Linked DNA regions of Homo sapiens: region 1 is linked to region 2. The links are chromatin loops, found by intact Hi-C in ENCODE. Cell type or tissue: IMR-90. All regions are shown on one strand. Links, peaks and the distances in the headings refer to the core of each region. The heading gives the core; the rest is flanking DNA. Region 1 overlaps LOC124904510 (a long non-coding RNA gene). Region 2 overlaps KCNK2 (potassium two pore domain channel subfamily K member 2).

Region 1 (12,787 bases), core at 1,825-9,824, 190 kb after region 2:
GACACTTCCCTGGCAAATGAACAGTACATTTCATTCTCATCATTAAGTTAGACCAAACGTTAGAAGAAACAAAGTCAAAAGAAAGAATGTATGTGTATGCCTGAATCATAGAAGACTGTCCCATTCTCATCTTTCTGAACCAAATAATTGTATGCAATGCTTATAATATTAGCCATTTAAGGCCCCAGGCTCAGGGCTTGCTGGAAGCTTCCTAACCCAGCCTTAACCTAATCCTACAAGCCTGACTCTCACTTGCCAAACCCATTGGACCTACATAAACTGGAATGATGCATCTGCTGAGTCTGTATCACTCGAGGTTTTCAACAGAAGCTGACTTGGACTGAGTAGGCAGAAAACGAAATTAAAGGTATCAAAAGAAGCTCTCAGAATCAGCAGGAGTGTAGAGAACCAAGCTGAATGTGTTTCCAGAAATGATCACCAAAACTGTGCTGCAGGACTGATGTGATGAGGAAGGGGTTGCTGCCACCATCAAGCATTGGACATTACCCTGTCACTTCTGTGCCGAGACCTACGCCTCATAATCATGGCTACTGACCACTTCAACAGAAAGAGGGACAGAGAGGAAGCACGTTGTGTCACTAGCAACTATATTGTGTCACTAATTACAAAGTCAAAAACTGGAGTGGGTGAACCTGCCTAGCAGATCCTCTGTTACATCCCTGTGCTTTAGTATAAAGGTGATCTCCAGCTTTCTAGGGGAAGGAGGTCTCCACCACCCCCAAAACACAAGGTAAAGAATTTTCCCAATTTTAAACCAAAGGATGTTGTGTTTCCCAAACAAATGACAAGTGCTCATTTCCTGGCACAATAAAACAAGTATAATATCCCCCTATTTTTGAGTTGAAAAAAAACAAGAGGTACAACTTATCTGAATTCATAATGACCAAGGCAAAATTGAAATCGTAGTGTTTCCAGTCCAAAGCCCATTCACTTTCAACAAAGCTATGATGCCACACATTAAAATAAAAAGTTTGAGCTAAATATTTTAAACAATGGGGTAATAAATAAATAATTTAAAAATGTCGGATACATAAGAAAATTTTAAAAAGCTATTGATCACATTTACTTGATAAAGATTTGATAATCTCAAATCAAACAATTGCTGCTGTCCAAATAAGCTACCTACTTTTCCACTTTCAGTTAAGTATGAATGAAACACAGAATCAAAATGATATAATTTTAGATTTTTTTATTCATTTATCTCTTTTCTTACAGGACATTAGGAAATGAGCTGCAAAAGCAGTTTACCATCTTAAGACTGCTTTGATATGGAGTTTTAGATATGTATTGATAAAAGTACATATTCACTACGCTGCTACTCTGTGCAAGGCATTGTTTTAGCCACTGGGAAAGAAATGATGACTCTCCTGTGGAGAAGCTTCAAATCTAGTAGACGATTCAGAGAAGTAAAGGCATCATTGCAATTGTGCAGGAAGTGTAATGCTAGGAGGCTTCGCAAAGGAGGCTCCAAGCCATTAGGGAGGCCACAATCATATTCCTCATTCAACAAGTTTCTATGGTACAGCTTAGATAGGCTTTGCAGAGTTACATGTTTATGACACAAAATAAATATGGTCTCTATTGGTATGTAATTTAGAACCTAGTGAGGAAGATAGAAATTAAACAAATAATTGCACTAACATTTTCCTAAATATAATTGTAGTAAGCGCTATAGAAATAAACAGTTTTGTAAAAGTTTATTACAAGGTAAACCTACTGTAATATAGACAGTGTAGTGGAGAGTGTTGGAAGACTGTTGTGTGTGGGTCTTTTACATTTATGCACATCTTGTCTCACTTTTTGTTCAAAACTTTCTTTTTAAGGATGTTTGTATAATAAATAGCCTTGGACAATAACGATAATGCCTCTTTCTGAAGCAGAGGGAAGATTTATTTCCTGACTAGTACAGTAAAGACAATGTCTCCTTCCAGGGAAAAGACTGGACAGATTTGCTGGCATTCCCCTCCAGAATATCAGGGTTTCTTAAGCTCAAGTTTCCTCAGCTTTGGTACAAACCCACTTGTGTGCAGCATTGACCTGGGCTGCTCTGCATCACCCTAATGAGACTTCAGGGACAAGGGAAACTGACGAGAACATGCAGCTCAGCTGCCTGCTATACAGTGAGTAATAAAGTTATATCTGACCCAGGAGGCTCATGTCTTCTGCCAGCATCTATGAACTGGTAGAGTAACTTGTTAGCTTACACATAAGGTAATAGTTCAAATCATTCAAGGCACCGAGGAGCTGGTGGGAAGTCAGAAATTTTCCTAAGGAACTTAGGTTGAAGCTGGGACCTGAAGAATAAGGAGCCGAGGGTGGAGGTTGATTACTTCTGGACAGAGGAAACCCTGTGGCAGACCTCTGAAGGAATGGAGCATGGCACAACTCAAGAGCTAAGAAAGGACTGGAGTGCCCAGAGCACAGCAAGTGCTGCTAGAAGGATCTCTAAAGGAGGCTGCAGAGGTAAGGAGAAGCTTGATTATACAAATATGTAAGGAATTGAGAATATATTCTGAGACAATCCTCCATGAATTGTCTTCGAGTTGCAAGTACACATCTTGCAAGCTGCCTAACTGCCCTTTGTTCTGGACTATCATTTCAAGGATGTTTGTAATTAAACAACTTTGGAAGATAGAGATAGTGTCTCCCTCTGGAGCAAAAAGCAAGCATGCTTACTGCCCACTATAAAAGATTTGGGTAATCTTGGGCTCAGGGTTCCCCTTCTACAGTGCAATCCATTACATGTGCAGTTGTTATCTGGCCCTCTTGGCAGCACTCTGTAGGAACTGAGGCTCAGGGAAATAGCATGAGAAATGCTGATGCTTTGGCTACTGCTACTGTTCTAAGGAATCTGTGTCTTCTACCAGCCTCCAGGAAGCTGTGATAGACTAACTTGATAGCTTACAAGTAGGATGAAATCTCGGGCCCTTCACAGTTCTTGACAGTACTTTATTCAAAGAACACAAGATGTTAGACAGTGGGCTTTTATAGTTTCATATTTTGACTTTTTTTGGTATAGTAACCTACAAATCCCTAGAAAGTAGTGTCATAAATTGAGGAAATCAAACCATCCACTCCCAGAGTGGTATTTGGCACAAAATGAAACATAAATGTTAAAAATAATCATTGTTTTCAAGGAGCCTAGAATATTCTTGGCACAACCATAGACTGGTAGAATGGAAACCACATGGAGTTAGTGTATTCATTCCTGGTTCTGCCCCCATGCCAGCTGTCTCAGATTGTACAAACTACCTGATCTCATTTGCTCTTAAACCCATCATTCACTAAACAAGGATAATAGAACGTTTGTCACATAATTCACATAAAGGTGGAAAGAGATGATAACACTTTGATACAAATAATATATTTATCTACCAAACACCCTTTAAATCAGCCAACAGTGTCTCTCTTTGAGAAACTTAGCTGTTGATGGGCACTGATAAAAATATTCAAGATAAATTTGCTCTTGATCTAAAACTTTTTATTGTGAGGTCACTGGCAAACCATCCATCTATTTGTGACAACTTTGGTTTTCTCTTTCTAAAAGCTTTGACAAACTCAGGAAAAATGGTAAGACCAGATGCACTAGATGTATAAAAATATGGCCCACTTCCCAATTTCAGGTACTCGATACTTGAAAAACTATTTCAGTAAAGCCACAGGGACTGTCTACATCTCCAGAGGCACAACTACAGAAATGTTGAAAATGAAGCCATCTGCCAATTCCCCAAAACATGTTGAATGCCAGTTTCTTAAAATGCAAGGAGCAGGTAAGTTTTTTGTTTCTGTTTTTAAAAGCAGTGAAGCATCCTCATTCTCAAATTGATGAAACCTAAGTACTCACCAAAGCCAGGTCTAAGCTGCCTCTTTGTAGATTTCAATCTTCTACAAATTCTGAGCAAAGAAATTTGCTTTCCATTCTACTATGACATTTTCGGACATTTGCTTAAGATTATAATAAATTGTAAAGACCTGATAATTAAAGCCTCAATCTGGAGATAACATAACACTTTGGAGTGATTGTTTCTTTGCTGTTTTGTGAATGAGAATGATAAATCCAAGAGAAGATAAAGGACTTTGTTAAGGGAAGCAAGTCTGGCCTGACACCAGTGTTGGAGCCAGTACAAAACAGGCATTGAAATTGACTTATGGGACTTTCAAAACTCACCCAAAAGTCATTTCAACTATGGTACCTGATCCCTCTCCCTTCTGCCTCCACTTTATCCTATACATATTTTTGTCACAGCCTCCATATCACTTTATGCCACTTAGTGATTCATCTGTTGGTTTTCCTCCTTAAAACTAGAGATTGAATTGTATTTTACTATTTACCCTCAGCAATTAGCATAGTCGCTTAACAAACGTTTTTGTTTTTAGATTGAATTACTTAATGACTAAAATATAATAACTAGACTGATACATCACAGTCCAAAATAGAAGTAAAGAAATTATTATAAGAAAGCCATGGGATAGTGTTCAGACAGGAAACTAAAGTATTAAGGTAATATTGCAGCAAGTTGGGGTTGCATTTTAAAACTGTAATTAAAATTCCTTTCTCTTTCTTCCAAAAAAGAGAGTGTGGCCCCCAATGCTACTTAGGCGAGTGAAGAACAAAAAGCTAAAGCTTTTAGGAATGAATTAACAGCATTTGCAGTGACCTAGGTGAGACTGGAGACTATTATTCTAAGTGATGTAACTCAGGAATGGAAAATCAAATATCGTATGTCCTCACCAATATGTGGGAGCTAAGCTATGAGGACGCAAAGACATAAGAATGATACAATGGACTTTGGAGACTTGGAGGGAAGGGCAGGAGGGGGTCAAGGGATAAAAGACTACAAATGTGGGGCAGTTTATACTGCTCAGGTGACGAGTGCACCAAAATCCCACAAATCACCACTGAAGAACTTACTCATGTAACCAAATACCACGTGTACCCCAATACCCCTATAACTGATGGAAAAATAAAAAATAATAATAAAATAATAAACAAAGCTAAAGCTTCTTCCTTCTACCTTTAATTACGGGGAGCACAACATGGCTTTAGAATTGTGAAAGGCCAGAGAACCCCCAAGGGTTTCAAGACAGGTTCCAGCAGGGCAGAGTTACTGGACTCTAGACAAATAGAAAATGGCAGGTTTGTTCCTCATAGAATTCTAAGAAGTTTTCTCAAAGTATTTCCTCATTCCTCTGAGAGCTGCAGTTGGCCTGTGGGTCCAGCAGTCAGAGTTTGTGTCTAGGCTGAGCATCACATGCTCTTCGGGTGCCCCTGTGCCCAACTGTCCTCTTCTTCTCAGTGTTCTGGAGCCCCCTCCCTTGACAGGTGGTTGTTACTCCCAATTTATTCTCAAGCTTGTCAGCTAGGATTATTTTCCTCTATCATCTTAGACAGTTCAAGAGGTAATCTTAGCAAACATATTATCTAATCAATACAATCACTTTCAACTTTATGGTTTGTATACACAGTGATCCTTAATTCTAGCTAATATTTCTACAACCCCACTGCCATGTTCTGAATGTTTGTGACCCCCTAAAATTCGTATGTTGAAATTCTTACCCCCAATGTAATGGTATTAGGAGGTGGGGGCTTTAGGAGGTGCATAGATCATAGGCCTGGAGCCCTCATGAATAGGAGGCTGAGAGAGACCCCTCATCCCTTCTATGTGAGGTTAGAGTGAGATGATGGCTATGAGGAAGGGCCCTCACTAGACACCAAATCTGCAGGCATCTTGATCTTGAACTCCCCAGACTTCAGAACAGTGAGGAACAAATGCCTATTGTTGTAAGCCACCCAGTCTATGGTAGTTCATAATAGCAGCCTAAACTGACTATGACAGCCACAGAACCAGAATTAGCATGATTACAAGCTGAATACAAAAGAGAGAAGGTCGCTGATGAGTCAAGAATTATCCCCCAAATCCCTCTTTACCAAACAAGGGCAGAAATGTAGGCAGCATTCCATATTAGTGAGACAGAGTAGGATGTCAGGGGGTCGTTCCGGCATACAAAAAACCCACAGCTGAGAGGCAGTGAACATCGGGGAACCTCTTGGGAGGAAATAATGGCCAGTTATGGGAACTGGTTCAAAGAGGATAGGAGAAAAGAGTCCCAAGAGCAAGCTAGGATCCAGTGAACTGAAATACTACACAAGTGTTAAGTCCAGGTTCTCATTACAAGTAAGGGTTTGGACTCAAGAGACAAGGAAGGGGAAAGAGCCTATTTAATGAAAAAGGCACGGGTAAGAGCTCACTTCTTCTTCCTAAGCAGGAAGCCTGGGTTTGGAGACGGGAGTTCGACTCAATCTGCAACTGAGTATGAAGAAGGTGCAGCAGGAGACATTTGAGCTCTTGCAGAGACAGGATGTTGCACAACTTGCCACATGATGTTCAAAATATGCGTCACTATCTTGCCAAGGGCCAAACACCACAGGCAAATGAAAAACATATACCCATCTGTCTTAGTCTGTTCATGCTGCTATCACAAAATGCCTGAGACTGAATAATTTATAAGGAATGGAACTTTATTGCTCACAGTTCTGGAAGCTGGGAAGTCCAAGATCAAGACACCAGTAGATTCTGCGTCTGATGAAGGCTTGCTCTCTGCTCTCAGAAGGGCACTTTGGTGCTGTGTCCTCAAAATGGCCAAGGTGGAAGGTCAAAGGGCCTAACTAGTTCCCTTGACCTTTTTTATAAGGGCACTAATCTTCAGATTTAATCATCTCCTAAAGACCCTCCTCTTAATACTATCACATTGGGTCTTAGGTTCCAGCATGTGATTTTTAGGGGGACACAGACATTTAATCCATAACACCATCTGTTTTCAACATACACGCCCACAGACACCGCCCATCCACCTCTGCATAGAACCTCTACCTCATTGATCCTTTACCTCTCCCTTGAGCTTTGATGCATTTTACTCTGTTTTTCCCTTTTTCAGACCTGTGCCCCTCCTCAGCATACTAGCACTCAGTACATAAGAAATGGATCCTCTACCTAAACCACCACTGTAAGCAAGATGTTTGTCTCACCTCTAATGTGCCTCCAGTAAACTTTTTCTTAAAACTTCCTGAAACTTTAAGGGAGAGAAAACAGAAATGTTGTCCACACTTGCTGATGGGATTAGAGAAAATGCTTCTCCTCTTCCACACTTCAGGAATAGTAGCAAACCTCAGAGAACAGGGAAAACTCCCTGCTGAATTTAATGAGGTAAAGCCTCAGAATTCGGAAGTAGCAATTTAATTGGGGACCTCTGTCTATTCATTAGAATATTCATGAAGATGACAAAGTTTCTGAAAGCCTATAAGATAAATAAAGCCAATGATAGTCTCAATCTTAACGATAGAAGCATGCCCAGTGCTTACACAGTGCCTCATACACAATACATACTTAACAAATAATAGTTAAATTAATTAAATGGTTAAATGAGCCAATGAACGATCTATCTTTATTAACCTTTTCCTGGATTTTGCAACTGAAAAGTTGGGAAATTCTTTACAACTAATTAAAACCTGCAATTTAAACACATAGCTAATTCATCTATGTTGGGGACCATGAACAAATCTTATTCCTTCATAACACTGTTTTTACACAGCTCTCTTCTCTTTCATTGTTGGGTAAGTAAGCCAAAACCTTCATGTTCTTCTTAAGAATCTTGAGGCTGGGCACAGTGGCTCACACCTGTAATCCCAGCACTTTGAGAGGCCGACGCGGGCAGATCACGAGGTCAGGAGATCGAGACCATCCTGGCTAACACAGTGAAACCCCGTCTCTACTAAAAATACAAAAAATTAGCTGGGAGTGGTGGCGGGCGCCTGTAGTTCCAGCTACTAGGGAGGCTGAGGCAGGAGAATGGCGTGAACCCAGGAGGCAGAGCTTGCAATGAGCCAAGATCGTGCCACTGCACTCCAACCTGGGCAACAGAGTGAGACTCCGTCTCAAAAAAAAAAAAAAAAAGAATCTTGAAATACTGAGCTCCTAGTACAGAATCCCAAGCCTCAAATCATTTCCACATTCTCTCCCATTTCATCCCTCATAATTTTCTTCACTTTCATTTTATACCTTCCTCCGCATAGTCTTTGGTCAAGTATACAAATCATTGCATTAATGTGTACTTTCCAAATTCCTGATTAAAATTTAATTACTAATAAGATAATAGTAAAGTGGCAACAGATATTTTCTGCATTGCTTTTAAAGAAAGGTGAAGTAATTTATGGGACTTGGAGTTCCCATGAATAGCTTACTTTGTTATAAGTAAAGTTAATTATTCATCTTTTTATAAATAAAATCTAAAAATAAAATATGCCAGGAATAATGACAAATAGATTTGATTAATTTTGTAATTTATTCCATTTCAATGGGTCTGTCAAGATCTTTTTTTATTTTTTGCTCACTAATACAATTATATGCAAAGCCCAAACCATAGAACATGGAATTAATTTCCACCATTTCACTGTCATTATGATTATCATCATCAAAATTATTAGATTGGCCATTTTCCTTTCTGGAAAGGAAAACAATCCTTAAATGTGGAAAACAGTCTACATCCATTGAAATTCTTTCCTATACCGGTAACTTATATGCCCACTGGCTCTGTCATGTATTGGTATTGTTTTGTAAGGAGTATAAACAAGGGGCAAGGGATGCTGAAGTACAAAGTAAGTGACACTCCTCTCCAAGAAGTGGGATAAAACTCAGAAACCAGAATGGCCCGGTCTCTGCCCCCATTTAGTGTGTGGAAGAGAGACTTTCTCTTTTGTCTTGCCCTATGCTCAAAAGCCTTAGGACCAAAAGCAGTAATATAAGGTTTGTTAATTCTTCATTGAGTACCATATGGCAACAAGAGGACACTACCATGGATGTCAGCAATTATTACTAAGCCAATTCAGGCCACCACGTTACTCTTTTGGTATTCTTCTTCCATTAACTATAAGCAATATAAATCATTAATACCATATAATACACTTAAACACTTTTGCCCAATTTAAATTGAAGATAGTCACTGTTACAATTAGGGCTTTGGTCTTACAGACAGACATTCCTGCCTTCTATTCTTGTCATGACTACCAATGGCCAAGTGACCTTATGCACCTGACCTATACTCTGCAGGTCAGTTTCCTCTTCCATACACTGACACAGTCAGTGCATATTTAATCAAGGTCATTAATTTTAGGAAGTGCCAAGCACAAGTGTAGGAGCAGTAAAATACTGTCTTAAAATAGTAACATGTGTGCTTTTCTTTATATATAATCTTACCAATTAATCATTTCCTCAAGGAAAATTAGTTTTTTTCTATAACAAGGACAAAGAAGGAGAAACAATAAATTTGCTGGTTTTCAACAACTCACAAATAGGCTCTTAAAGCTCAAAGAACTAAGACATAGAGTGTTGTGGGCTGATTTATGCCCCAACACCTCCAACTCATTTGTTAAAGTCCTAACCCCCAGTACCCCAGAATGTGATGATATGTGGAGATAGGATCTTTAAAGAGGTAATTTTAGGCTAAATGAGGTCATTAAAGTGGATCCAGTATGACTGACTGTCCTTATAAAAAGGAGAGATTAGGGCATAGACAAGCCCAGAGGAAAGATCATGTGAAGAAACAGAGAGAGAGAAAATGACCATCTACAAACCAAGAAGAAAGGCCTTAGAAGAAATCCACCCCACTGACACCTTGATCTTAGACTTCTAGCCTCCAGAATTGTGAGAAAATAAATTTCTGTTGTTTAAGCCACTCTGTCTGTGGTATTTTCTTATGGCATTCCTAACAAACTAATATGTATTACAAGATTTAAAAGAATGGAGAAAGCCTCAGATTTCTTTGCCTCCAGAAGAAGGGTTGAGGGCCATTCATTCAGGCGGGGACTGGAAGTGTGAGGCAGAATATATTGGAGCCCTGGAGAAGGAGTCTGAAATGAGGAGAGCAGATCTAAGTGAACCACATGGAAGACAGTCCCTTTACAGAGATATTCAACAGAAGCTGACTCTCTCACTATCACTGCTCCTTCCACATGCATTTATTTCAATGCCAGCAAAGAACAATTTCAATCAAGGAAGTTCACTCCAGATTTGACTTAATATTCATTCTATCATAAATAGCAAGAAAAACTTTTGAGTAAAAATTCCAAACAACTATTAATCGAGAAGAGGAAGAAACAGGTACTGTCTAGGCAGATGAATTGTGTAGTAAGAAGATCCTGGAAGGAAGTGGAAGTTTCATTTAAAGACTGAAAAGAATAATTCCTAAGGAAAAGTAAGCTTATTAGAGCAGATTCTGCTAAATAGACATACAGAGGAAAGCTCTAGAGATCAAGCTGCTGTTCAAATATGGAAGATTTAATGTACTTTCTGAGAGGAAATCCTGGGAAAGGGCCTGTTTGAGAAGTAAAATCTCTAAACACTTTAAGATCATTCAATTAAAACAAAAATTGTAGAAACAGTTGAAATTTGAATAGGAACATTAAACCTCTCTGAAAATCAAAAGTCACTCTGTTGGTTTTAAGATATGAAAACACAATATGTGCTTCTTCATGATTAATAAATCGTATCAGAAATACCATATTTTAAAGTGTTTTTAATGGCATTCCATTTTAAAACATTCAGACTAAAATTACCACTTCATTAACTGATTTTTCAAATATTTTTCATACAGTTTCATGGCAGATCTTCCTTATCATGTGTTCTATATTAAAATTATCTAGTATGTAGAAATTTTTTTTAAATGAGGAACACTCTACACTTTCCTTTTAATTTATGTTCAGGTAGAAAATAAAGGAGAAATATGCCTAAAAGATCCATCTGTAATGAGAAATACTGTGTGTAGTATGATGCAAATAATACAGATTCCGAGTTGACCACCAGGTGGTCAGAACTAAAGAGAATAATTCAGAGTAGACTTCCTCCTATCTTGGGTTTTAAATTATGCTGAAAAAGCAAAATATTTTAACAAAGATGGTGGAGGTGGGATGGGTGCAGAGAATCACACTCCAAGAAGGATAACAGGATTAGAGGAAGACCTGACAGAGGGAGCTAGAGGACAATGACAAGCAGATGATCAATAGTGGGGCTGCCCTCTTAAGACGGAAGCCGGAATCTCTTCTGAGGAGGAGCGGAAGGAGCGTGCTGTTCACAGTCACGTAGACATTGCCTACTCTACTGTCTCCAGACCACTGAACAAGGCAAAACGGGAGAGGGGGAGTAGTGAGAAAGACCTACGCTGACTTCAACTGAGGGATACCAAGAGTATCAAACCACAGATGTTCCCTCGCTTTTCTAAGGAGATGGGAGCAAATTAGGAACCTGATCCTGCCATATTGCTGGTCCTCAGAGCTGAGCTCTGCAAGACTATACTCTTTGCTCAGGGAATTAGGTGGCTTACACTGATTTGATAGGAAGAATTACAAATAACTTCTCTCTCAAAATTTTTACGAAAATAAAATGGGATTGTGTGTATCCATACAGTATCATAATGTAAATGATCATAATTATCATTTGAGTACAACTAAGAGTAATGAACTGAAACACCCATTTTCCTTTTGGTTAATTCTCAATTGAAAATAGAGCCATTGCTGTTTGTCTTAATCCATTCAGGCTGCTGTAACAAAGTACCATAGACAGGATGGCTCATAAGCAATAGACATTTATTTCTCACAGTTCTGGAGGCTGGAATGTCCAAGATCAAGGTGCTAGCAGATCCATGTCTAGTGAGGACCCACTTCCTCATAGACAGCCATCTAACCGCACAAGATGGAAGAAACAAAGGGGATCTCTGGGGTCTCTTTTATAAGGACACTAATTCCTTTCATGGACTCCCCATGACTTAATTGCCCCCAATTGCCCCAGCTCCTAAATGCCATCACCTTGGGGGTGAGGATTTCAACATATGAATTTGCCAGGGACATAAATTTTCTGATCACAGCACTGTTTTACATGAGGCTTGAATTTATTACCCAGGTATCTAGATTATCCAATTTCTTGTGCCTTTTCTTTCTCTGATAACAGCCTCCTTCAGTTTCTTGATTTCTATTTATTTCATTGATTATTGGTTTTCTCCTTTTTTGATGTCCATCACATGTTATTAGTTCCTGGCCTTGGGAGTTAAATTATCCATATAAAAAAATATATAAAAAAAGCTTATTTAGAACTTCCTTTTTTTCTTTTTTGTGACACAGAGTCTCACTCTGTCACCCAGGCTGGAGTGCATGGTGCAATCTGGACTCACTGCAACCTCTGCCTCCTGGTTTCAAGCGATTCTTGTGCCTCAGCCTCCCAAGTAGTTGGGATTACAGGGGTGTGCCACCACAACTGGCTAATTTTTATATTTTTAGTAGAAGATGGAATTTCACCATTTGGCCAGGCTACCCTTGAACACTTGACCTCAGGTGATCCACCCACTGTCGTCTCCCAAAATGTTAGGATTACAGCATGAGCCACTGTGCCTAGCCTTAGAACTTGCATTTTTTACAAGGTCAACAATTGATGTGTACACAGGTTAAATGTCTGGGAAGACTTTTATCACATATGACAGGACCACTGACATAAGCAAGCCAATTAAGGTCTACTCTCAGAATTGATATGTGCATTTGAGAGAGAGTGGCTTCCTTTTCCCTTTAGATCTCAAGACATAAGGATTTAACTTGGGATTGCCAGTGCCATCTTATCTACCACATGGAAGAAAGCCAGCCAGAAAAGCATATCCAAGCCACATAAAAAGGAAGGGTTAAAAGACATAAAAGGGTTAAGAGACAGAGTTAGACAGAACCCAAACAGCA
Region 2 (12,787 bases), core at 2,345-10,344:
AGTCCATGAATAAATCAAATGCTTACAAAGGTAAATACAATCAACACTTAGAAGAAGAATTACTGTAAATGAGAATAATTTCATGAAGTAATGGACAAGAGTTAAAAAGATGTAGACGTTCAATAAGTAAGGTAAGCATGGTTAGGCTAAAATTCCTGGGTTCTTATTCCCCACACTACAACATTCCTACACTCCCAGAAATAACCATCACAAATATAATAAAAAACAAACAAAAAAACCTCAACAGCAACAAAGATTTATAAGAATAAATACAATAATATGAAAGTACTGTATGGATAAAATTACAAACGAAAGTTCCAAAATGAATGACATAAAAAAAGACCTGGAGGAATGAAGAGGTATCAATTTTTATCAAATCTATGCATAAATATAATGCACTTTACAATAAATATTTTGGAATTGTTTTTAGTGGAACTTCATGAACTTATATAAAAATCATCTATAAATGTTTTTAAAATGGACAAAAAATAATGAAGTCAAAAGATTTGCCTTACATGATATCAAGATTCACATTAGCAATTAAAAAGCAATATGATTAAGACAATATGGTATTGGACAGGGTACTGAACAGAGAGAGGCAGACCAATCCAAAAGAATAAAGAGCTCAGAAACAGAACTAAACATATTTGCAGGCATCAGATTCTACCAAAATTAGGAGGATGAACTAACCAATGAATAAGGGTGGCCTACTCAATGAGATTGGAAGGGCCTTCAACTGTCTATATTGTGTTTTGTTCAATAATAACAACAAAACAGCATGAAGCAATGTTAACATCTGATAAAGGTAGATGTGCAATATTTTTTTCTCTAGACACTTCTACACATTTGAAATATTAACCAATAGCAAAATAATGAGAGAAAAGAATACCTATAAATATATTACATTTATAGATCAAGAAGACATTGGACAATAGTCTGTACTACTTCTTTTATTTCTTTAAAAACTAGAAATATAAAATTATTTTATCATGACAAAGAATATCTATCTCAAAGTATTTAATATCATATTCAATATTACAGCACAACTGGATGAATTCTCTTAAAATCAGGAAAAATGATATCCATTTTACAACTATTTTTATCATTACTCTGAAAGTTCTAGCAGGTATAATGAAAGAAAAGAAATAAAAATATAATTATTTTAAAGAAGGAGACAAATATATTAGTTGTGCGTGGAATTAAATACCTAGTAAATAAAGGAGAATATTGAAAATTGAATAAAGAAAATTGGAAGATGAATAAAGAAAAGCTTAGTAAAATAGCTGAATGCATGATTAAAATATGGAAAACAACATCATTATAATATTTTAGCATTATCTTAAATGTGCTAAGTGAAATGGAAAAATATTTATTCATGATATTAAGGGAAATATAAAAATTACCTAAAAGTAATCGTTGTAAGTTATATGCAAGAATTTTAGAGAACAGCTTGAGCTAGTGTAGAATGGGATGAAATGAAGCAGAAAAGAACAGAATAAGGTCAGAAATGCTGCATACTAATTTTTAAACGTATCATTACATTTAAAAACATCACAAACGTTGGAAATTAAACAATTATTCAATTAATAGTGATGGAGAAATTGATTACTCTTTCAGAGAAAAAAAATTCACCCTATGTGAAAACAAGCAACAGGCAAAATACACATAAGATAACAAATAGAATACAAATAAGTTAACCAAACCGAAATATTTCCCTATTGGTCCCCTCTGATTATGTTACTTTCCTTGCTTCAAATGCACATTCTCCCATGCCCCCTGCTCTTACCTGGCTCATGCCTAAGAATTATTTTGTTGTTACTTGGGTTAGATATCAATTCTCCAAGAAGCCATCTTTAAGCCCTCAATACATAGTCCCAAGACTGGATCTGAACCCCTCCTGCATGCAGGGTTCCCTTTACTAAGACTGATCTTACTAGATCATAACGATCAGTTCTATAATCAGAAGTTCCGTAAGGTCAGGGGCCATGTTTTAGTCATCATGATAGCCCTGGTATTCCCACTGGATATCTAAACAATACCTAAATGCTTCCTAAAGTTATCTTCCTACAGTCTATGCTTCGTGGTAGCCCTCTCTTCATTCTACTCAGGCAGTCTCTCATCTTGAATGTTGAGGTTTTCAAGAATACCTGATAAAGTTTCAGAGTGTGGACCTAATTGTCAAACAGCTTTTCAATGTGGCCTTCACTGAAATGGTGGGGTTAAGAAAAATATTACATGAAGATATCCCACTAGTGACTCCTGATTATCTTTCAAAATCTCTTCTGCACATGAGTTTTATCTGCACTTCGTACTTATTGAGTTAACTTCTGATTAGCATGCTTCCTTTAAAAATAATCGTACTAGCTTATTTCATGTTCCTCCCTTTAGTAATTCAGAGTTTTGACCTTAGCGAAAGGCTAGCAGATAACTATGGCCATAACTCACTTTGTCTTGCCATTCTTTGTTAGTGACCTTTTTCTTTAACACCTCATGGGTTGCATTACAACACTTTCTTCATAAAGTATCTTTTCATAGAAGATTGTCTCTTCTCCAGCATCCCTATGCCCACTGACAGATGTGCCGAGGAAGTCTCCTAACTCTGTGTGCTCTGGGGAATACCTTAATCTTTTCCTTCTCCCGAACACTCATGGCATCTATCACCACCATTTGATTATGTTTAAATAACATAAATTGTCACCACAGGGCCAGAGCTCCTGAATCTCACTCATCCTCAGACGACAGAAGGCTTTGTAGGCAATGAGGCAGACCTCCTTACCACCACAACCCCTCCATTCTCCTTCCCTGCTTCCTAGCAGTTCCACCGCCACTACCTCAAAGCATTAAAACAGCCTGTCTGTGTTTTTTCTCACACAAATCCATCTCCTAATAACCAACTCTTTCTAAAGCGCAGCTTCAGTTTTGATATTCTGTAGTTTCAAAACCCTTAAGTGTTCCAAAATCGTTCAGCACAAATCATCACTCCCCTTGTGCCAAGACTCCCCGGTGTACCATTGCTCTCTACCTTTTAGAAACTTCAGAGTCATCATTACTCGCTGAAAAAAATAAGCTGAACTTTCCCGATTCCTTCATTTTTATGTTGTTTTCTCCCTCTAGCTGACACAAGGGTGGACCTTCAATTATCGTGTTGAAATCCTGTCTGTCCTTTCCTCCCACCTCACACCACTTTCACACACAGTCATTCCTTACCCTTTCAACCAGCTGTGATCTTGCCTTCTTTCAACATACATAGTACTTTTCTGCCATTAGAGGAACTATGTATTACTCTAACGTGAACTCTCATCATTCGGTTACAGGCTTTGTCTCTCTTCTTAATCATAAACTTGTTGGGAGCAGAGAATCTCTGGGAATTATTTTTCTTTCCTTTATATATCTTGTATAGGGATTTGCTCAGAGCAGATATGCAAGAAAATATGCTGAATTGAAAAGAGCAATCTATAGGTTTTTATTAATACCGCATATTTTAATTGAATAGACATATTCAGATCTAGATAGTTCTACTGTTCTAATTACTTGTACTCATTTTTATTTTATTCTGGACAGCAAGGAAAAGCAAAATTATTGATACGTACATATTTAAAAAAAACACCCTTAAAAATAATTAATGTACAGGCATGGTGGGTCATGCCTGTAATCTCAGCACTTTGGGAGGTTGAGGCAGGTGGATCACTTGAGCCCAGGAGTTCAAGACCAGCCTGGGCAACGTGGAGAAACCCCATCTTTGAAAAAAAAAATTAGCCAGGTGTGGTGGTATGCACCTGCAGTCCCAGTAGCTCAAGAGGCTAAGGTGGGAGGATTGCTTGAGCTCATGAAGTTGAGGCTGCAGTGAGCCATGATCACACCACTGCATCTCCCGCCTGGGCAACAGAGCAAGACCCTGCCAAAAAAAAAAAAAAAAAAGGAAAAGAAAATAAAAAAATAATAATTAAAATATCATTTCAATACAGAACCATTTAAATTACTTTAGAGGCAGAAAAACAACATTAATAATACAGGGCAAAAGAGTTGAAAGTAGGATGAGAAAAAAGAGCAACATACATTTAGGAGATGCCCTCAATAAGCAACCTAAAAAGAGCAAACCTTTTAGAAATCAGAGTGAAATGACAATCACATCTCGTGTTTTTGTTTGTTTGTTTTTTGTTTTTTGAGACAGAGTCTCACTCTGTCACCCAGGCTGGAGTGCAATGGTGCAATCTCAGCTCACTGCAACTTCCATTTCCTGAGTTCAAGCAATTATCCTACCTCAGCCTCCCAAGTAGCTCAGATTACAGGCACCTGCCACCACACCCAGCTAATGTTTGTGTTTTTGTTAGTATAGACAGGGTCTCACCATGTTGGCCAGGCTGGTCCCGAATTTCTGACCTCAGGTGATCCGCCCGCCTCAGCTTCCCAAAGTGCTGGGATTACAGGCATGAGCCACTGCGCCAGGCCACATCTCGTGTTTTTAGAAAAGTGAGTCAAAGCTACTGTTATGCAGAGGAAAGAGCCTAATCAAACACTGAAGAAGAAATATGATTCCAGAAAAATATGATTCTAATTACAAGACAATATCTTTGTGAAAAGATCTGTTCATTTTAGAATTTTCACACATCGTACACTGTTCCTCTATAACACCAGTTTTAAACTAAGGATCCATAGCAAAATCATATATGGAACTTTAAAAATCCACTTCAGAACAACTAAATTATTTTCTTCTGGAAAGGGAGGATGGTACATGTGCATTTTAAAATACCTACAGAGGTGATTCTGATTCATGCCCCTGTCATAGATGCAAGGTTTATGGGTCGCAAGCTATATGAGGCTCTGTAGGAAAAAAAATGAATAAAAATTAAAAAGAAGACCCATACAAATGAGGAGTCTTAATTTTCAGTCTCGAGGTAAACCTGCCTCTGTCTCTTTGTACATAGAACAATATTGATTAGATTTATCTCTTCTAGACAGCTATGACATCACTCTATTACTATATTTTCATCAATAATAAAATAATTTTCATTACCAATAAAAAGGGTAATTGCGAATATTTCTTGAATGCTCACAATCTCACTGCATATCAGATACCATGCTGATCCCTTCATGTGTACGCTTATTTTAACTTGCTCAACAATCCTACGAGGTTTAAGTACAACTAGTTATCCCCACTCTCTGAATGTGGAAAGTGAGATTTACTGAAGTGAAGTAATGTGTACAAAGTTAAACAATTGTTAAATGTTAAAGCTGAGATTTAAACTATTAATTCAGTTGCTTGGAGCAAGTGTTTGAGATTAAGGCGAGAGATATGGGTCCTCAAACTTAGCGTTTTTCTCAGTTGCATAACTACAACATATAAATCTGGTTTGGGACATGCCATTCTGCAAATATGCACTGTTTTACCTTGTCAGACTGGGAAAGTATGTATATATAGGTGCATCAAAACAAATGCATTGATTAAAGTAGGTAAATCAAAGGGATGTTTTGACATTTTGTGTCAACTTTAAGTGATCAAACTTCCTCTTGGCCCAGAAACAACCGCGCCTGCAGTTCAAACAGTATTTCACAAGATGGCTCCCTTGCTATTTTTAGTTGCAACTTACATAATAAAATCCTACATGACAGTTGTAAATTTCAAAATCTATAGGAAGTTACAAGTTTCTTATGTTATTTTTTGAATGAGCTTCTACCAAACATTTTTTGGTAGCAAGATACATTCATATAACCTAGAATTGCAGCTAAACGTTGAAGGGCTATTCCTTTGCAAAGAAATTTTGCCAAAGAACAATAATAATCTACCTGTAGATTGTTTCCAAACTTTCCCAGCTGTTTCCTGAATACATTTGAAATGCATGCTGTTCTCATAGTCCTTCTCAGGCTCCACAAGTGTCTCACAGTGAGAATATTTAACTATTCTGGATTTCATTTCGAGTGTTTAAAGATATGCATTTTGTTAATAAAACACGAGCACTAAATATTGGCCAACTATTTTATCTGAAGCTCAAGCCAATCAAGAGAGAACTGTTCAAGGCGTAATAAAATTATATTTCTGTCAATTGCTGTAAATTCATGTGTTATTTAAATACTGATGATCTGATTCTCCTCTTATTCCAAGAGGAGAAGAAAAATAATTCTGTAGCATTAAGGAAATGGAGAACTATTTCTTAGCACAAAATTTGAGTAACTTAAGTTTTCCTGTGTATTGAAAGAGATCATAAATTAGGAATCTGAACTTCTATCACAAAGCACTTTCTGGAAATCACACTTTAAAGAGTATTGTTAAAAGACTTTTCCAATATAATTTGATGTTGTATTCCTGACCAGACTTGGCATCAAACAATAAACCATAAAATCAATAAATAAAAGTCTACTATAGCAGTAAACTGATAGAACTATATAATTCCTCTGTCATCAAATTGTCCTAAAGTAACACATTAGACATAACATATATTTTTTTCATTTTAGAAAGCTGGATCTTGGTGGACATAAGTAATCTAAAGTGCCAAGAAATCCATGCTATCTTTGATTCACAGTAATTTTTCTCAACTGCAAATAGACTTATTCAAATTTATTTTCAAGTGTACTGAAGGTAACGTAGCATAGCAGTTAAGACTTCAGGCTCTAGAGCCCAGGTGTCTTGGTTTAAATCCTAGCTCTGCTACTCTGTCACTGAGAAAGTTACACACTGCTATGTGCCTCAGTCTCCCCATGTATAAAACAGTAAAAGGAATACATAATATAACAAACATAAAGAACTTAGCATGAAGCATGCCACATAGTAAGCAGTCCATGAGTATCAGCCAGCTAAAGTCACTTTCATGGCCACCAAGCATAGCTCAGGTAGTACCACTGAAGCTCAGAATAAGGGTCTGATGTCAATAAAAAATAATGGTGGCAATGATGATGATGCTAATGATGATAGCACTTTCTCTCCTGAAACATATTTCAAGTAAGGAGTGGTTGAGTCAAAATTCTCTTTTCACACTCTTCACTTTGCAGAATACGCAACCATAGAAAACAGCTACTTGATATTCAGTCAAATAATCTGTGAAATGAAGTGCTCTAAATTACTGTTCACCTTTCATTCTCCTAGCCAAACAGACATTAGCAGCTGTGAGAATATTTAATCCTTCATTAGTAAGTGGTATAATAATTTTATGACAGCAAAGCCTGTTATTTTGAAGGCGTTAACTTTGACATCCCTCACAGAATTGCTCGACCGTATCTTGTTTAAGATGGCCTATTAATTTTTATATTCACAATATAAACCACCACGAACTGAGGTGGGAAAAGCCTCTGAATTTTTTAAGCAAAATCATTAAATGTAAGCATAGACACAGCCAATAGAATTCTGACCCCATCACTACACAAAGTGGAAAACTGAGGCCAAAAAAAATGAAATATTGGTGGCAATAAGGCAGAATAGATTGAAGAGATAAAACTCAAGGTTTTCAAGTACTGACTGTCTATATTGAATATAATTTTACTTGAAATAAGGGTGTAAGGAACGAGCCGTGCCTTGACTATTACCTTGTGGTAGCAATTCAAAACTCATCAACTACTGTCTGTCTCAGACAGGAGAGAGAAAGCAAGTGACAGCCAACCCACCTGAATGATGTGTAACTATACAGATCCTGAATCTGAGTGATGACAGCTGAAGTTGGGTCATTTAGATGAAAGGCTACATCACTAAAACCATTAAGGGGCATCGATTAAACTCAATTTAATGCAATATCCATTACCATTTTTAAAATTCATCTCTGGTATGGGATTCGGCTCCCATGTACACTTTTATTTTGACAAATATCTTCAAAATAATTTATTTCTGTATCTTAGTTTTTAAAAGATACACATTAGAAAAAAGGGCATATGTTTACATTTTTAAAAACTGTACCCTCAGCATCAAAAGAGTAATGCCATTTAGCCTAAATATCATACAAGGTTTTCTCACACATGGTAAAGGCAGATATACTTTACTTAATTCAATATTTACAAGTAAACAAAGTGTTGGGAGACACATCAGAGATATAGTCCAGTGTTTTTCATACTGATTTCTTGCAAATTACTTGTAGACAGTAATTTTCCAAAGGTGACGATTTTTACTTGTAGAAAGTGTTTTCCAAAGGCAACAATGGCATAGCCCTTCCACTTAGAAAGATAGGGTCTTAGAACTAAGTCCCTAAACCATTAGGAGGAAAGGCGAACATATATCATCAGTTCACTTAAAATTTGTGGTACAACATAGATACTCTACATTTTTCAAAATGTAATTCAATACAGGTCTGGCTCCCCTGGCCACTAGAGGCAGAGGTCAGAGTTAAGAGGTTATAAGTGCCAACACTACAAGCTAGGCTCTGTAGGCTTAAAACACCACAATGGCATGTGCCTGCTGCATGATTAGGCACATTGTTTAATTTCTCAATGCTTTGGCGTACTTATCCAAAAATGTGAATAATGGAAACAACCACCTTATAGGGTTGTTATAAGAATGAAATTTCATAACATATGTAAAACACTTAAAACCTGGCACATACCACATGCTAAATACTGTTACACAAGAGACCATACAAAAGGCAAGTCTTTCAATCTAATGCCATAATTTTTCTGACCTATGACATTTTAAAACCCACTGATACCAAGGCCTACAATGTTAAGGGCAAATCAAAAGTGGCCCAGCCAGTGTACAAAGGCAAATCTGTGTGACCTCAAAGTCCTGCCCTCCTATAGAAACAGGCAGCCTTCCCTTGGATACAAAACACTTCCACTTCTGCCTCACCACAGATACACTTACACAGACACACACACGCATAGCACATGCACAAATAGATCTATTTATCTGTTTTATACATGTTAGAAATTCAATTTAAAAAAAAGGATTCTAGGGCCTGGGAGGCAGAGAAGAAATATGAAAGCCACTATTCCACATCACACTTCGTCTTCGCACCTTAGTTTCCTACACACTTTCTCATTTGATCTTGAAGTGAAGTACAAACACAAAAAAGATAATTATGAGAAGGCCCACCCTTGCTCTAAATGTGGACTCTTAGTGTGTTTTCCCCTTTCTGTAATCTCTTCACAGCTATGATGACTACCTCAGATTACATCCTTCATCCTAAATTTAGTCTATTAGAAAAGCAAATGCTGGAACCCAGGATTTTAGCAAGAAATCAACAAAACAACTTTCAAAGACAACTAAGAAAAGCAGCTAGAAAAAAAAAATATTTCTTCATTTCCATAACAATTCAGAGCCTACAGAGAGAGAATATGGAAAATTTTATACTCAGCAGAAGAAAGTAGACTGAAATGCACTCATTGGCAACCAACTATAACTATGCTATTCCACTACTGAGCCTGCTCACATTGAATCAAGTAGAAAGAACATTTGAGGCTCCAACTTCACTGTCTGTCCACAAATTAGAAACACCAATCCAAAGTAAAAACAAGTAACGTAAAAAAACAGAAAAGAAAGATCACCTTTTAGACTCCATTAAAATTGTTCCTCTCATTCCCAGTCTATTTTGCTGTTCAGTTTTCCCCAAAGCTATATAATTAACACATAACATGCTATATTACTTACTTTCCTATTAAGTTTCTAACTAAATTTTTGTCTATTTTAATATAATACTTCTAGATTATGTACTCCAACCATGTAGAAGTTGTTCCATGAAAACTCTGTAAATATTTTGTGAGGAAATGGAAGAATGATTCAAAAGAGCATGTCTCCAAAAATAGTATACTGCAGGACCCAGAATATGTTTGGAAATCACAACAGGAGAGAATAAAACGTAAAGCCAACAAAAAATAAATTCACTGTGATTTAAAGACAAAATTAGGAAAAGAGATGAGTAAAAAAATAGATGATTGAAAGGAAACTGAATATGCAATTGCAAAATTAAAATCTGTATTCAATGTAATTAAGGAGTAGAAGAGAAATAGTACAAACTCAAGTCAGTGATGCAGCTCACAGAATATAAAAGATTTCCCAGAATTACAGAAAAAAAGTAATGGAAGAAAGAATTTCAAAAGACAAATGAAATATAGACAGAACTGAGGATACGAAAGCAACAGAAAATTTTCCAGCGTCTTTGAAGATGGAAAGGCAGAACCATCAGCATAGAATAGCTGAAACTATAATGTAATAGAAAACTTTCTCTAAAAACAACGAATTAACTGGAATAAGTGCAGGATTTTTAAAAAATCTCTTAAAAAATGAAAACAGCAGTTAGTTGGAAAATAGATTACTAATAAAAGAAGAAATTCAGGTTAATATCAAACTTCTCCCTGCAGTTGCCAGGAGACAATAAAGAACAATTTATAGAGTTGTGGTAGGAAAAGTTGTGATCCCAGAATTTTATACCCAGCCAAATTAGCTTTCATGTGTGAAAGCAAGAGAAAGCCATTTGCAAGTATGAAATATTTATTGCACCTATGTACCTTCATTTAAGAAAAGTATCTGAGGGTTATATAAACTAATCGTGAGATAAATCTTCAGAATAACAAGATACAGTCATGTGCTGCGTAACATTTGGTCACAGATAGACCACATATACAACAGCAGTCTCAAAAGATTATAACAGAGCTGAAAAATTCCTATCGTCTAGTGACATCATAGAACAACATATTACCCACGTTTGTGGTGATGCTGATATAGAAAATCTACTGCACTTCTCATTATATAAAAGTACAGCACGTACAATTATGTACAGTACATAAAACCTGATGATAGAAAAAGTTACTATGGTACTGGTTTATGTATTTACTATATTATACCTTTTATTATTATTTTAGATTGTACTCCTTCTACTTATAAGAAAAAACGTTAACCGTAATAGATATTCTAGGAGAAGTTATTGTTATCATAGGAGATGACAGCTCCATGCATGTTATCAATAAAGACTTTCCAGTGGGAAAAAATACGGAGGTGGAACACAGTGATATTGATGATCCTAACCCTGTGTAGGTCTAGGCTAGTGTGTGTGTTTGTGTCTTGGCTTTTAACAAAAATATTGAAAAAGTTTTTAAAAATTAATAGAAAAAAAGCATATAAAATAAGAATGTAAATAAAATATTTTTGTACAGCTGTAAAATGAATTTTAAGCTAAGTATTATTACAAAAGAATTAAAAAGCTCAAAAACATTAAAAAGTTTATAAAGTAAAACAGTTATGGAAAGCTAATTTATTATTGAAGAGAGAAAAATATTTTTCATAAATTTAGTGCAGCCTAAGTGAAGAGTGTTTTTTAAAGTCTACAGTATTGTGCACCAATGTCCTCGGCCTTTACAATCACTCACCACTCACTCACTGACCCATGAAAGCAACTTCCAGTCCCACAAGACTCATTTATGGTAAGTCCCTACACAAGTGTACTATTTTTAAAAAATCTTTTATACCATTTATTTTGTGCATCTTTTCTATGTTTAGGTATGTTTAGATACACAAATACTTACCATTATCTAACACTTGCCTACAGTACTTAGTACAGTAACATGCTGCACCTGTCTGTAGCCTAGAAGCAATAGGCTATAGCAGATAGCCTAGGTGTGTACATCTAGGTTTGTGTAAGTTCACTCCATGATGTTTGCACAGTGAGGAAGTTGCTGAATGACACATTTTTCAGGAAATGTCACTGTCGATAAGTGACACATGACTGTATATGGCACATCACACTGTTTTTCTCACAGTTTAAGTGACATATATTGGATCTCACATTGGATGATACAACAATTTAGATGACTGAATCACCTTGCCTAAAGAATGAGTCAACAAAACTTTTTTCCCCCTTAGAAAAGTAAAGACAGACAGTATAACTAGTAGCCACTGTAAATGACAAGTAATGGCTTTCTGTATCAGTGAAGTTCATATTATAATACCTGAGTCATTGTTTATTTTTATGTTTTCATTTTGAAGCCTAATAAGTCAATGAAAGACAGATACTTATGCCAGCAAACTCAAATTTATAACATCCATAAAGACCAATGATACTGGCATGTTAAATATCTCTAAAAATCAGTGATTATGGTATAATATCAACTAAGTCAACTATACATAGGAAAATCACTGTAAAAGAAACATGGTCCTATCTAGTTATTTCCCTTTTTTATACACTTCTGTATTATTCTATTTTTATGTTAATCACATATTACCATATATGAGAAAAGACCAATCTATATATATACTTTGATAACAAGTCACCTCATAATATTTTTAAAAATCGGGGAAAAAGGCATTAAAAACTGGTACTGGATTAACTCATACATATATATGTCATACCATACATATACTTTTTTTTTGAACCTCCACCTCCTGGGTTCAAGCAATTCTCCTGCCTCAGTCCCCCAAATAGCTGGGATTGCAGGCATGCACCACCAAGTCCAGCTAATTTTGTATTTTTAGTAGAGATGGGATTTCACCATGTTGGTTAGGCTGGTCTCAAACTGCTGATCTCAGGTGATCCACCCACCTTGGCCTCCCAAAGTGTTGGGATTACAGCTGTGAGCCACCACACCCAGCCATGTATATATTTTTTTAAAAAATACCCATTGCAAACAAAAAATGGTCATCAACATGGGATTCATGAAATTATGACCTATGCCTAAAAGGAAAACTATGTAGCTGCTAAAACAATAAAGCAAATCTTCAACGAATGATTTTTTAAAATTTCATGACCTCTTATTATGTGGAGGTAGCAAGATATAGTGAGCTTCACTTGTATAACAAAGGAATGTATCTATATTAATTATAGACACACACACTTTCACACACACATATCCATACATAAATGATTCCTAGAATGATAAGAAA

What was found. Hi-C counts contacts between places; a loop is a spot of excess contacts. Peaks named below come from ENCODE experiments on the same cell type or tissue, not always from the same donor. Only the 100,000 strongest peaks of a DNase experiment are listed, where the experiment ranks them.
Region 1: a loop joins it to region 2, with 2.6 times the contacts of the local background. A loop is called at or near these places in 2 of 110 quality-filtered maps.

What each region holds. Positions count from the first base shown.
Region 1 is chr1:214,951,132-214,963,918 of GRCh38, reverse strand. The region is part of intron 1 of LOC124904510 (a long non-coding RNA gene); the gene reads right to left. Among named protein-coding and RNA genes, the nearest start is that of KCNK2, 130 kb to the left of the region's middle. In IMR-90, for the core only: no CTCF peak of the experiment used is centred there; DNase peaks (open chromatin) are centred at 5,968 and 6,408; H3K4me3 peaks cover 371 bases; H3K27ac peaks cover 2,381 bases.
Region 2 is chr1:215,139,212-215,151,998 of GRCh38, reverse strand. All of the region lies in intron 3 of KCNK2 (potassium two pore domain channel subfamily K member 2), which reads right to left. Among named protein-coding and RNA genes, the nearest start is that of KCNK2, 63 kb to the right of the region's middle. RefSeq lists an enhancer at 1-245. In IMR-90, for the core only: a CTCF peak has its summit at 5,549; a DNase peak (open chromatin) is centred at 5,548.